Linked DNA regions of Homo sapiens: region 1 is linked to region 2. Evidence: chromatin contacts called from ENCODE Hi-C or POLR2A ChIA-PET data. All regions are on one chromosome and are shown on one strand. Each heading gives the region's core, a stretch centred on a gene start or an enhancer-like site at or near the end of the contact. The rest is flanking DNA. Distances are from core to core; before and after follow the strand shown. Region 1 overlaps CEP68 (centrosomal protein 68). Region 2 has its middle 50 kb from the start of ACTR2.

Region 1 (7,106 bases), core at 287-2,786, 210 kb after region 2:
TTCACCATCCTGGCCAGGCTGGTCTTGAAATTCTGACCTTATGATCCACCCGCCTCAGCCTCCCAAAGTGCTGGGATTACAGGCGTGAGCCACCGTGCCTGGCCAATTTTTGTATTTTTAATAGAGACGGGGTTTCGCCATCTTGGCCAGGCTGGTCTTGAACTTCTGACCTCGTGATCCACCCGCCTCAGCCTCCCAAAGTGCTAGGATTACAGGTGTAAGCCACACCGCCCAGCCGGTCCAATGTCTTTTCATTATATCATTGATAAGAAACCCTGATTCCTGACTGAGGTCACTGTCTGTATGGAGTGTGCACATTCTCCCCATGTCTGCCTGGATGATATCCAGTTCATCTGGATACTCGGGTTTCCTCCCACATCCTGAAAACATATACTTAGGTGAATGGGGCTGACTACATGGTCCTGGTCTGAGTGTGGGTAGATGAGTGAGCGTGCCCTGCCATGGGATGAAGTCCTGCCCATGATTGGTTCCCTCCTTACACCCTCAGCTGCTGGGACAGGCTCCAGCTACCTGCGAACTTGAACCCATTTGAGTAAGCAGGTAAATCATAATCTTGTGTTTTTTTTTTTTTTTTTAAGATGAAGTCTCGGTTTGTCACCTAGGCTGGAGTGCAGTGGCGTGATCTTGGCTCACTGCAACCTCCGGCCCCTGGCTTCAAGCAATTCTCCTGCTTCAGCCTTCTGAGTAGCTGGGACTACAGACACTCACCACCATGCCTGACTAATTTTTGTATGGGGTTTCACCATGTTGGCCAGGCTGATCTGGAACTCCTGACCTCAAATGATCCGCCCTAGTTGGCCTCCCAAAGTGCTGGGATTACAGGCATGAGCCACCACGCCTGGCTCATCTTACTTGTTTTTATTCATCTTTCATAAATGTATGTACAGCTCACATTTATTTCACTATTTAATTTAAAAGTGTTTTAGTCTTTACTTAGAAGTTTGGTGATGCTTTCATGACCAGAAATATGCCATAGGAGCTTAACTCTTATTTATATCAATTAGACTATGGTAAAATTGGTTTCGTTATATGTCCTTTCAAGTGGCAGAGTCACGGTTTCCAAGAACTTACTGACGACATCAAGTGAGGACTTACCGTACAAAGACAGCTTCCTCTTTTTCATTACTGACCAGTACTGTATTCTGGTGTAAGGACGCACTAGTTTATTTCACCAGTCCCTTATTAGTGGACATTTGGGTTATTTCTAGTCTTTTTTGCTAGTCCAAACAATGCTATGATGAGTCACTATGCACACACATTTGTGCTGGCACATCCTCAGCATGAATTGCAGAAGTAGAGCTGCTGAGGCGAAGGGTGCTTTTGCACACACTGCCAAGTGGCCCTCTGCTGAGTGGTATCACTCTACACTCCACCAGCACATGTGAGGGCCAGTTCCCACGGGAGCCAGGGTCTTTAATCCTCACGTCACAGATGGGGAAACGAAGCCTCTGAGTGAGACAAGTCCAGGACTGCCCAACTCCAGAGCCCAAGCTGTTTATGAGCCAACTGGGGAATAAGTGATCAAACAGTTAAGCCACAAAGCAGAAGAGAGAGAAGACTGGTGGAGGGACAAAGAGAAGAGTGACAAATCTTGCTGAGACAGAGATCTTACGGAGCCACATCCTCACCTTGTGGCTCATTAAGAAACTGCACATGAAGACGTTTACAGGCAAGTTTTGTTTTCATAAGTAGGGGAACAGCTGCGCCCGTGAGCTAGAAAAACCAGGGTGAAGGCTGGGTATAGCCCATAATTCCCAATTGCTACTTCTTGCTCCATTTCTTTTTTTTTTTTTTTTTGAGACGGAGTCTCGCTTTTTCGCCAAGGCTGGACTGCAGTGGCGCTATCTCAGCTCACTGCAAGCTCCACCTCCCGGGTTCACGCCATTCTCCTGCCTCAGCCTCCCGAGTAGCTGGGACTACAGGCGCCCACCACCGCACCCAGCTAATTTTTTGTATTTTTAGTAGAGATGGGGTTTCACCACATTAGCCAGGATGGTCTCGATCTCCTGACATCGTGATCTGCCTGCCTCGGCCTCCCAAAGTGCTGGGATTACAGGTGTGAGCCACCACGCCCGGCCTCTTGCTCGATTTCTAAAAACTCTCTCAATGGCTAGAGATTCCCCACACCTCTCACTAAAGGGTGCGATCTTGAGACAAGGTGCTGGAATAAGATGATGATGGGGCAAGGGAGGGGTGCAAACAAATTATCCCTTTGTTTTGATCATGTACTTTTTATTCATCTTGTCTGGACCTCATTATTCAAAAAAGAAGGTATCTATTTAGCCTGGAGAGATAGGGAGTGGTGAGCTATTACAAACTATTCAGTTGACATCCCTAAGTAACTTACAAGGATACACACAAACCTAAACTAGGTTAGTAGTGTGGCCAAAGTCCCTTCAGCAACCAGGTAAGAAGATCTGAAATTCAATGATTTTCAAGGAAATTGTACGTCTGTAAAGACGGAATGAAGGTAGTTACTTTCTTAGACTGGATAAACAGTCCCTTCATAATCTTATTAATCTGCCTGACAAATCATGCTTTTCCCCCCTATTATACAAGTTTATTATGAGAACCAAGACAGACACATGTGAAAGAAAATAAAAACCAATCTATAATGCATTCAAAACTGTCTATGAAATGTTACCAAAATGCAACGAAAGGGAGAAATCAGTTGGGATAAAAATAATAGGGGAAAACTTCCTGAAGTAATGACTGAAGACAAACCTCTTTTAAAACAGCAATCATGCCGAAGAAAACACTGGCCCAGGCTATGATAAACGCACAAGTTTTGGATTCCTAGGACTCAACCCTGTCTGCATCTGGCCGGTGGCCATCTGTAACACTGCATGAAGGTCTGGTCTTCATTTCCATAGATCCGAGATTTTACACATCATTCCTCCTAACCCTCTGGGGTAGGGGTGGGGGCGATAGATTCAGGTTGCACTTCTAATAAGAGGCAGCTTATCCTTCTCAGACTGGTGAATAGCGCTTGTTGTCTTGGACCCACACAGTCTCCCAGGTCATCAGCTTTAAACAATTTCCTAATGTGGGGCCTCCCGTTCTCGGATCACACATTTTACAGTGCTCCTGGAGGCTAGCAGCTCCATGATGGGGCACAGGCCCCCGTCGCCTCCCAAATGAAGGAAGTGCCAGGAGGTTGGACTGAATGACAGGAGACATCAGAGCACAGACAGTGAACTCAACCTTACCCTCTGAGAAAGGTCTGTACACAACAGAACTGCCTTGTCCTTTGTCAAACCAAGAGACAAGCCACATAAGCTTCAGGATATTCTAGGGACCATCTGGACTTTGCTATTAAAATTCTGTTAGTTTCCAGAACCTGAAGAGGCTGTATGATCCACCAGATATAATTAGGAGTGATGTAGGCTTGGCTTACTCTTGCCCTACAGTAAAAATACGCCCACAAATCATGCATGTGGTAACACAAACTCTAAGCCTGGACATCTGACCCTTCTTCGTATATGCTGCATCACCCTAGGACACTCCTGTCACAGCTGCCGGGCTTCCTCCCACTCACTTCTGTCCAAGATGGAGAGAGGAGGACTGGGAACTGTGGGAGGGGTGAGGCTCTGCTCTTGCTCTTGACTAAACCCCTCAAACAGATGAATGATCAACTAGAGAGCAATCCTCCTTTCAACAAAAAAGGACCTCCCCTAGGACTATTTTTTTTTTTGAGATAGAGTCTCGCTCTGTCGCCCAGGCTGGAGTGCAGTGGCACGATCTTGGCTCACTACAACCTCTGCCTCCCGGGTTCAAGGGATTCTTGTGCCTCAGCCTCCCAAATGGCTGGGATTACAGGCGTGCACCACCATGCGTGGTTCATTTTTTGTATTTTTAGTAGGGACAGGGTTTCGATATGTTGCCAAGGCTGGTCTCGAACTCCTGAGCTTAGGCAATCCACCCGCCTAGGCCTCCCAGAGTGCTGGGTTTACAGATATAAGCCATCACGCCCCGCCTCTTTTTTTTTTTTTTTTTTTGAGATGGAGTCTCACTCTGTCGCCCAGGTTGGAGTACAGCAGCGAGATCTTGGCTCATTGCAACCTCTGCCTCCCGGGTTCAAGCAATTCTCCTGGCTTAGCCTCCAAAGCAGCTGGGACTCCAGGTGCGTGCCACCATCCCCGCTAATTTTTCTATTTTTAGTAGATACGGGGTTTAACCATGTTGGCCAGGCTGCTCTCGAACTCCCGGCCTCAAGTGACCTGCCTGCCTCGGCCTCCCAAAGTGTTGGGCTTACAGGCGGGAGTCACCGCACCTGGCCAGGACTCTTTAAGTCGTGAGCTCCCTTTGAAACAATCTCATTTATACCAACTTTGCCCAGGGAGCTCTGTTCTGGCAAGGGCTCGTCTCTTACCTGAGCGCACAGTCACCTGTGCCAGCCACAGAGGCCAGGTGTTGCTAGACTGAGCAAGCCCTATGAGTTCAGGGCCAAAACCTCCAAACCTGTTTTCACAGGAGGCCACAGGAATAAGTGATAATTGCCATGAACACACAGTGGCAGAACCTGCCCAGAGAACCAAAGAGGCTTTCCATGCTGCTCTTTCTCCAATAACATGAAACTGTCCACAAGGAAACAGAAGGCAGGACCCAGCAGAGCTTGCTGGAAGAACTCTGGGGGAACTAGATTTATGGAATAAAGGAGCTTAAAGGCAGAGGCCAAGCAGGCATGGGAGGTCACATGAAAGGAGGTAAAGACACGTAGGGGAAGCCAACAAAGGGGCCAGTCACAAAAGGTGACTGAGGCCTGCTTCAGGGTGGCGTGGGTGCCAGGAAAACTGTGGCTGGAGGCCTGAGACTGGGAGGCCAGCAGCAAAGAGCAACTGCTGCTCCACCTGCTCCTGCCCTGCTGGGAAGTCCCCCTGGAGCCCCACAGTCCCCCACACCAGCCCTGTCTTTCACTGTGGGATAGGTCACTCTGAGCACTTTGTCCCCCTTCTCTGCAGGTAAAATCAAAGTAAAGTGAAAATGAAGAAAAGACTCAAAGCTACGGAGGGTAGACTGTGTCTGCTGTGGCTTGGCCATGGGCCGAGGCCATCCCCAGGATCCTTGGGCACCGGGAGCCCCTTCTTTTCTCCCCAGGGCTGCTTCTGGAAGTTTTGCTTAGAGTCAAAAGAACAGAAGGAATCTCCCAGGGCCCTAGGAGGAGCCAGTGGGTCCCTGTAGATCAATGCGGTAGGGAGGGCTGTGGGCTAGGCTGCTTGGCTGTCTGTTCCCTCGCCTTCTCACTCACTTATCTGTTGGCTGACTGACCAGGGCTACCAGACAGCCTCCCAGCAAGGCCAATGTTCTCATTTACAAGGCAAGGTCTTTAGGTAGCCCTTTTTTTTCTTTTTTTTAATTTGAGATGGAGTCTTGCTGTGTTGCCCAGGCTGGAGTGCAGTGGTGCTATCTCACTGCAACCTCCACCTCCCAGGTTCAAGCAATTCTCCTGCCTCAGTCTCCTGAGTAGTTGGGATTACAGGCACCCACCACCACGCCTGGCTAATTTTAGTATTTTTAGTAGAGACAGGGTTTCACCATGTTGGCCAGGCTGGTCTCGAACTCCTGACCTTATGTGATCCTCCTGCCTCGGCCTCCCAAAGTGCTGGGATTACAGGCGTGAGCCACTGCGCCCAACCTAGATAGCCTTTAAAGAGATGTAAGTCACATCTACAAGGAGCTTGACTGAGTCCCAGCTACTCCTCCCCTCAACCCCAAGCTCTCTGGCCTCCTCAGCAGTCAGCAGAGTGTCCATGTGTAACAAAGCTCAATGTACAAGGATGCTGAGGGCTGAATATGTCAATCAACAGCACCTTTTTTCTCACTAAAGAGCAAAGCAGAAAAACACCTTCCTTATAACAAAAGTCACTGTCAGAAGAGGCTGTACCTGGACCACATGGGTGCATTTCCACAGACCACTGCTTTTACTATACTGACAGTTTTTATTTTTATTCATTTATTTTTTTTTAAGAGACGAGGCCTCGCTATGTTGCCCGGACTGGTCTCAAACTCCTGAACTCAAGCAATCCTCCCTCCTTGGCCTCCCAAAATGCTGGGATTACAGGTATGGGCCACTGTGCCCGGCCCTGACACTTTTTTGTGAGGTCATCAGGCTGCACGTATGAAGACTGAGAAGAATCTTACCGCTCTCAAGAGATACTATTAAGATTGCCACTCACTGTACCATAGCATTCTCTTTGGAGAAGCCATGGGAGAATTCTCTGGCCTCAATAACAGAAACAGCTGTCTCCATTCAGCAGACATTTTCACTTTATAAGTACTGGCAAAACTGATAAAAAAAAATTTCCCTCTTTGCTTTGGCTGCTACAAAGCTCAGGGCCAAATACACAATCTCACCTGAGTAAAAGGCATAGGACAGAGAGGTACTTGCCTTTTTGTGCTAATTTCTTCCTTGACTTTCTCCTATTTTTTTTTCACTCCATGTGCCTCAATTGCTGTTATTAAAAATCTTATTACATCAAAGTATGTTGGAACAATTCCTCAAATAGTTTTTTTTTAACAAGATAGAGAAATTGTTAAAACAAAAAATAGAAAAAAGCTCCTAAACCCAAGATTTTATTCCAATACCATAAGAAAATAAAACCCATTTACCCAATACTTCTAAAAAGCAAATGTAGATACTAGGGTTAGCACTTCACTATCAAAGTGTGATCCAGCACCAGCAGCATCTGCATCACCTCAGAGCTCGTTGGGAATGCAGATTCTCAGGTCCTGCCCCAGAACCTTGGAATGAGAACCTGCATTTTAGCAATATCTCCAGATGACTTGGTAAGAAAAATGTTTCAGAAGCACTGGGTTGGTAAGTAAGGCTGTTTCAGCACCCTGAGAAGGAACAACTAAAATAGCTTTACAACCATTCCTTGGGTGCCTATATGCCAGCCACACACAAGAAGAAAATTTATGGCCCTTGTCTTCAAGGCCTTTGCAACAGGACATTAGAAAAGGCTTACACCTTGTGGCAGGTTTTTAATGGCTAATTATAGAATACCACAGCTGAAAGGGAGTCCCCAGAAATAATAGTATTCCCTAGAAAGAATTTGAGATTCATGATGGCTATGTTAAAAACA
Region 2 (6,733 bases), core at 1,095-3,594:
GGAGGGAACCGTACTCCAGTGCCTTTCCAGTTCTCTAACTTGAGAACGGAACGCCTTGGGAAGTTGCTTTACCCCATCACCGTTTGACTTAGGAAGTGCAACTTGAAATCTTTAAACAACAGAGCCCCCTTACAGGTAAGCTTTATGGTCAAATGATTGTAACTAACACAAGATAAAATAATGTTATCCAGTGAGGAAAAAAGATTTGTCTCCTAGGAAGTCAATTTAATACATACGAAATTACAAATGTGCTTATTTTGCGCAAACTGTAACATTGTCATGAACTGATATTTTTTTTTTTTTTTGAGACGGAGTCTCGCTCTGTCACCTAGGCTGGAGTGCAGTGGCGCAATCCCGGCTCACTGCAAGCTCTACCTCTCGGGTTCACGCCATTCTCCTGCCTCAGCCTCCCGAGTAGCTAGGACTACAGGCGCCCGCCACTATGCCCGGCTATTTTTGTGTATCTTTTAGTAGAGACGGGGTTTCACTGTGTTAGCCAGGATGGTCTCGATCTCCTGACCTCGTGATCAGCCCGCCTCGGCCTCCCAAAGTGCTGGGATTACAGGTGTGAGACACCGCGCCCGGCCATGAACTGATTTTTTAAAAAATCATCACCAAGTTAAACCTGACAGATCTTCTCCAAACTAATTTAACACATATACATGACAAAACCTGCAAAAAAAAATCCTTGGCTCCCACAGGAGCTGGCCCCCAAGCCCTTCACAAGAACAGCTGCACAAGGCTAACACTTCCAACTACGGCATACAATTTGGCTTAGTAATCCTTGGTGCATTTGATATTGAGATATTTAGCAGCCTACTAAAATGCCCGCCACTCCTACTTTTTAAAGGTATTTGTTTGGTTCCGTCTAAATGACCATTAAGATACTGAGAAAACCCATCTTTGAGGTTTGGGAAGCCCTGACAAATCTTTTTTATTTTAAAAACATTGAATTGTGCCAGGCGCGGTGGCTTACGCCTGTAATCCTAGCACTTTGGGAGGCTGAGGCAGGCAGATTACTGAGGTCAGGAGTTCAACACGAGCCTGGCCAACATGGTGAAACCCCGTCTCTACTAAAAATACAAAAAAAAAGTTAGCAAAAATACAAAAAAAAGGCGCAGTGGTGCGTGCCTGTAATCCCAGCTACTCGGGAGGCTGAGGCAGGAGAATCGCTTGAACCCAGGAGGCGGAGGTTGCAGTGAGCTGAGATCACATCACTGCACTCCAGCCTGGGCTACAGACCGAGACTTTGTCTCAAAATACAAACAAACGAACGAACAAAAAACTCGTTGAATTGTGAAGGTTGCCATGCAGCAACCAGTCCAGTTACTCTAAAATACTGCCTTACTCAAGAGAGGCTTTCATAGTTATCAGTATATTCACTTCTTTTAAACCACATTTTCTTAAAAAGTGAATTATTTTCCACGAGATTATCAAACTGTTGAATCTTGTCATGGGAAACTAAAGGCAAATTAGCAATGATCTTATGGTAAAACTTGCTAGATATATTTTTCCTTTTTTTTTTTTTTTGCATGTGAGACTGAGAACAGATACTATTTTAAAACAATTTATATGTCGGCCTTGATGTGTCTAAACATCCAGAAACAATAAGAGGACTCTGTTTCCAGGACTCTTTAAAACCAAGCCAGTCGCCCCACTCTTCAGTTGCTTTGTTCTTGGTATTCCCATTCCATGTGAAAACATTTAATCCAGGTCCTAACCCTCAACTATCCCATGAGTATGTGAATTACAGATTCTTGCACATCTGAAGTACTTTCTTGTGGCTTTTTGGGGTTTTGCTTTGTTTTGTTTATCCTACACAACTTCCTTCCTTCCTTCCTACACTCAGCTCCCCAGGGCTTTTAGAGATAGGCTAACCACTAATCATGTCCTCTTGCTGCAGTGGGACAGGAGACCCAGATCCAGGCTCCTCCCTCTGCTCCTGGCTCGAGGAGGATGTAAGCAATAATGGCCATCTCAAACAACACTGCTATTCACAGCATGGAGATCTGGGAAACATCCTTGAATTCAGATAGTGAAATTAGCTGCTTTTAAAGTAACACACAGCTGTTCTGCATGGAAGCGTTGTTACCGTCTCCCAGGCGGTAACTTGCATGTTTTAGCCTCTACGGTCGGCCTCCCATTAGGTGGTCCCCTCTGAAGACAGCTGGTCTGAGAGCTAGCTCATGTAGTCGCCATTCTCAGAACGTTCCCAAAACACAGGACAAGTTCTTAGCAGATGTAGGTGATTCAAATGCTTCCCCTCCCCAAGTGTTCTTCTCAAGGGCCACTTGGATTCCAGGGGCCACTGCTAACCTTAGTAACTGTCATTCTTTCCATTTCTTGCCTTCCTCTTGCAAGTGGAGAGTTTATAAACTCCACTGACTCATTTATGAAGCTCTGAGCCAAATCCGGGGCCTTGGACCACAGTGTACACCTGCTGGTCAAAAATTAAACCTACCAAGGGGAAAAAAGCCTCAACTGATCACTCCTAAAAGTGGGACAAGCTCCTCTGGATCCAAATGCCTGTAGCCAACACTCCTTTCACTCGTTCACTCCCAGAGCTTCCACTTAAGTTTCTTCATGGAAATGGTTTGCTATCAACAGAAGAGCAAGCCCTTGTGGGCACTTCATATCAAAGCACTTTTCAAATGGCACTTGGGACGCCAACCACTCCAGGCTTGGGGCACTTGACTCACTGAGTTAAATTAAGGCACACAAAGGACAAGTGCTTTTCCCAAGGCCTGTGATGAGGCGCAGGGTCAAGACAGCCTCCTAAACTGATCAAGGCTTTGAAATAGGACAGGGCTCAATGACCACCACACAGAGCCATCAATGGGTGTTGGAAAAGCAACGGTTGTATAGTCAGGAAGATGCTTGAGCCCCACTCTGGCTCTACAGCTTCTTAGCTCTGAGTCTTTGTTCTTGTTACTTTACCTCTTAAGTCTCAGTCTCCTCATCTACAAAGTGGTGATAATTCCTACTTGCATTAAGTGAGAATGCTGGCAAATGCTTAAGGTACAGTGCCTGGCACTTCACAGACACTCATAAATGGTGACCTTACAGCTTTGTCGTGTCCTCGCTGTTGTTCTCATTGCTTCCTTTTTAGCTCTCTTAATTAACGTAGGGTCTGAAGACCATGGTTGGCTCTGCCCGCAGAAAGTCAAGGAACTTTAAAAGTTCAATAAACACGTTTGAGATGCATTCTTGTTCTCCAAAAGGCAGTAAACCAAGGCAGAAAAATGCACCCCTTTTCCAAAAGGGATTTGAAACAAAGCCCTTTGGAAGCAGATGAGACTGGTAGCATGTTCCTTTGTGAGCAAGATTAGGCACAAGAATGAAGCAAGCCAGCAGTTTTCTCAAGGTATACAGTGGCACCCTGGAGAGTAAGCCCGAAGAGTCTCAAGAGTCCCCAGGCGGAAAAGCCTTTGCCTTCATTCTCTTAGGAAACTCCTAATTAAGTGAAACCTTCTGTACAAACATACCAAGATTTTTTATTAATATCATTTAGTCTGTAGCTTAATTCTTACAAAATTTCCCTGGTTTCTGATTCACATTTTTCTAAGTGCAAAAGACCCCTTCCTAAGAGTGTCACCTCAATTTCTGGAAGTGGAGCCAGGTATCTGCATTGTCACTAGCTCAAGAGAGTCTCAGGCACCCCAAAGTTTGAGAATCACTGGCCCGAGTGTTGCTAGAAATGCTCGGAGAAGGGGCGAAGGTGGGAAAAAATGGAGCACCTACGGAGACTCGGAATTCACAGTCTAAATGGAAATCGTTTACACTGATATTGTCACAAATCCAAGCTATCTGGGGTGAATGGTTTCCTGATTTTTTCTCCATAAATCAATGTGGATATTCTTGGCAAGCTCTGCTCCTCTGCAGGGTGGGCAGCTGTGAGTCAAGCTGCCTCCTCTTCTCTTGACCTTGTCTTCCTGCTTTTTGCAGATGCAATTCTTTCCCTGTCTGCCTCACAGCTAATTATTTCAGCAGACAAGCTCAGAGCCTGAAGAAAACAGGGTGTATTCTTGAAAGTAGTAACTGTACTGAAATTTAGTGGGAAAAGTTTCTCCTTTAGCCCTATCTTCTGAATAAAATCAGCTAGTGGTGTGAGCTGCCATTTGGTTTAGGTTGACAGTTAGCAAATCATGCCTTCTGAGTTTAAGGTACTCTTTAGTATTCTATTTTATCCTAACAGTTCAGGGAACTTGGGAGCAGCAAAGGTTTTTGCGATCTGGGCCAAAGTCACAAGTTTTCTAGTTTCAATGGTGGGGATGGGGGTGGAAGAACCATAAATCCAATCCTCTTTAGACTCTTAAAACATGGAATTTCATTACATAAATCATTCTCTTCACGTATTTGTTCAAAAGTGCAACAAAACAAAGCTTTCATTTAGGATATTCAAGGAAGCCTGTCTTACTGTTATTAAAGCACCTGAGGGAGGATTTGTGTTGGCTCACACCACAAATCTTAGCTTCTTTTGAATGGTATGAACAGAAAAAAAATGTTTAAGGCATAAAAGAGTTGCTATGAAATGGAAATGATGAAGATCATTTTCATGCAACACTAAGACTGGTCGGATTAACCAAAAGAAATCAACATAAAGTTGTCATACCATTTAAAAAATAGTAGCTTAAAGTCAGAAGATAGTTTTCCTCACACCACCTATACCTTGTGTTTCAAAAACACAAATGGTGAACACTGGCACTCCCCAAATCCACATTATGAACTGCATTCTGTATTAGGGGACCATGTCAGTTTTGATATCATAAGAAACATAATTATAGCAGTCATTAATGTGTGGACTGTTGGTCACCATAAACAATTCAATACTTCCACTTTTGAACAAGTTGCATCCAAAAGTTCATTTGTCAGTTGCATAGAACTTGAAATACATACATGCTCTCTAAAAGTAAAGCTACATCTGGTAGGTTGGTTTCTTGGCCTGATTATAAATCACTTTCATGTATCAAGCAGCTAAACTTGTAGCATTAGCTGTACTAGCTTGAGTTCAGGAAGCTGGAACACTGCAAGTCGGAAGCGAGGAGAAAGGAATGTTGAAATGAGCAGTTTGCTTTGGTTATTTTACCACTTCCAGCACTCAACTCTCATCTACCAAGGTGAGCTTGCCCTAAAAAGTGAGCTTGCTCTAAAAACTGAATTTCCTCAGGAACCTACCAATTTTCTCCAATGCACTCCTTAGGCCAAAGTTACAGACCTTCCTTTCACTTACATCACAAAGAGCTGCTAATCTCCCCTAGGCGTCAGTGTGAGTCTCTGGATTTCCTTTTAATACAAATGGATGTGTAAATGACTGATGGTGCTTTAACCATCCCAGAACTGGCCTTTTTAATGAAAAGGTGTTTATCATCCATTTGAACTGAAGATCCATTTGGGGGAGGTGGAGCAGAGGTCAGCACACTGGCAAAAGATGGTCTCTAAGTGGTTCCGGCTTCCCAGGGCTGCTTCCTGTGTCACTTCTGAACCCATCTGCTAAAAGCCCTAGTTTTCCCCAGGAAGAGGAGGAAAGAAGGGCATTGCAGGTGTGGGCCCAGGAGAGTGGTTCATACTTTGAAGCCTGACTGTCCTCTTAGCCCCTAAAACAGGAGTATGAGAGTTGTGGGGGAAGAGTTGGAAAACAAGCAAACCCTCAGGCTCCATTCGGTGGTCCAGAGTGGGGCTCAAGGAAGCCTGCTTTTTTTTTTTTTTTTTTTTTTTTAAGATGGAGTCTCGCTCTGTCACCCAGGCTGGAGTGCAGTGGCTGATCCCAGCTCACTGTAACCTCCACCTCCTGGGTTCAAGCCATTCTCCTGCCTCAGCCTCCTGAGTAGGAATAGTTGGAATTACAGGCGACCGCCACCATGCCCGGTTTGTACTTTTAGTAGAGACAGGGTTTTGTCGTGTTGATCAGGCTGGTCTCGAACTCCTGACCTCAGGTGATCCCCCACTGCCTTGGCCTCCCAAAGTGCTGGGATTACAGGCGTGAGCCACCGCGCCCCGCCTAAGAGCCTGCATTTTTAACAAAAGGAACATGTGATTCTGACCCCATACTGAAAAAGACATTTGAAGGACAAGTAATTTGTTTTAAAAATACAGATAATCATACTTTAGCTACATCACTTCCTGTGGGATGTTTTCATTTTAGAGACTCCTTTAGAATTCCAAGTTGTGTAAGCAGGGAACTTAGAGGTTGAATATTATCTGCTTGAATTCCACCTAAACTACTAAGTAAAAGCAAAACAAAGAGGACAGCCTCCTTAATTGATTCTTTGAATCAAGGTCCTTTAAATTGTCACCATAGTTTAGGTTCCACTCCTTCCTAATAGCTCTTAAATAAAAATTAATTAATGCCAGAAGCTTTCAAATGTAGATCTAAGTTAGCAGGGAAAAAAAAAACACATCTGGAGGTAAATTGTAGGTTTCCAATAAAGGGGTCAAATGTGTATTATCAATTTAACAACTGAGCCTCATTTAGGCCCAAATTTCTTACTCTTCAAACACTAAGTTGTCACAAAATATAAAAATATAAGAATATATACATGTAAACATAAGAAAATATGAAAATATAAGAATTAACAACTCAGGAAACCCTTAGATTTTTATATATTATTATTATTGAGATGGAGTCTCGCTCTGTTGCCCAGGCTGGAGTGCAGTGGCATGATGTTGGCTCACTGCAGCCTCTGTCTCCTGGGTTTAAGCAATTCTCCTGCCTCAGCCTCCTGAGTAGCTGGGA

Evidence for each region. A loop is a pair of places that touch in the nucleus more often than their neighbours do. ChIA-PET counts read pairs that join two places held with the same protein, here RNA polymerase II (POLR2A). Pooled maps may share reads with other maps.
Region 1: a loop to region 2 is called in a map of K562, with 5 times the contacts of the local background. The contact joins two enhancer-like sites. A Hi-C loop is called at or near these places in 2 of 168 maps with a recorded cell type or tissue (K562 and PC-3) and 8 of 50 pooled maps. POLR2A ChIA-PET finds 5 or more read pairs at or near these places in 2 of 52 experiments (H1 and activated T-cell).

The regions. Positions count from the first base shown.
Region 1 is chr2:65,059,446-65,066,551 of GRCh38, reverse strand. The region is part of intron 1 of CEP68 (centrosomal protein 68); the gene reads right to left. Among named protein-coding and RNA genes, the nearest start is that of CEP68, 6.6 kb to the right of the region's middle. RefSeq lists an enhancer at 4,870-5,371. Within about 2 kb of position 1,536, at least 32 of the 41 ENCODE cell types and tissues checked have a DNase peak (open chromatin) inside an H3K27ac peak, as active enhancers do.
Region 2 is chr2:65,273,974-65,280,706 of GRCh38, reverse strand. No RefSeq gene overlaps it. Among named protein-coding and RNA genes, the nearest start is that of ACTR2, 50 kb to the right of the region's middle. RefSeq lists an enhancer at 4,947-5,614. Within about 2 kb of position 2,344, at least 3 of the 41 ENCODE cell types and tissues checked have a DNase peak (open chromatin) inside an H3K27ac peak, as active enhancers do.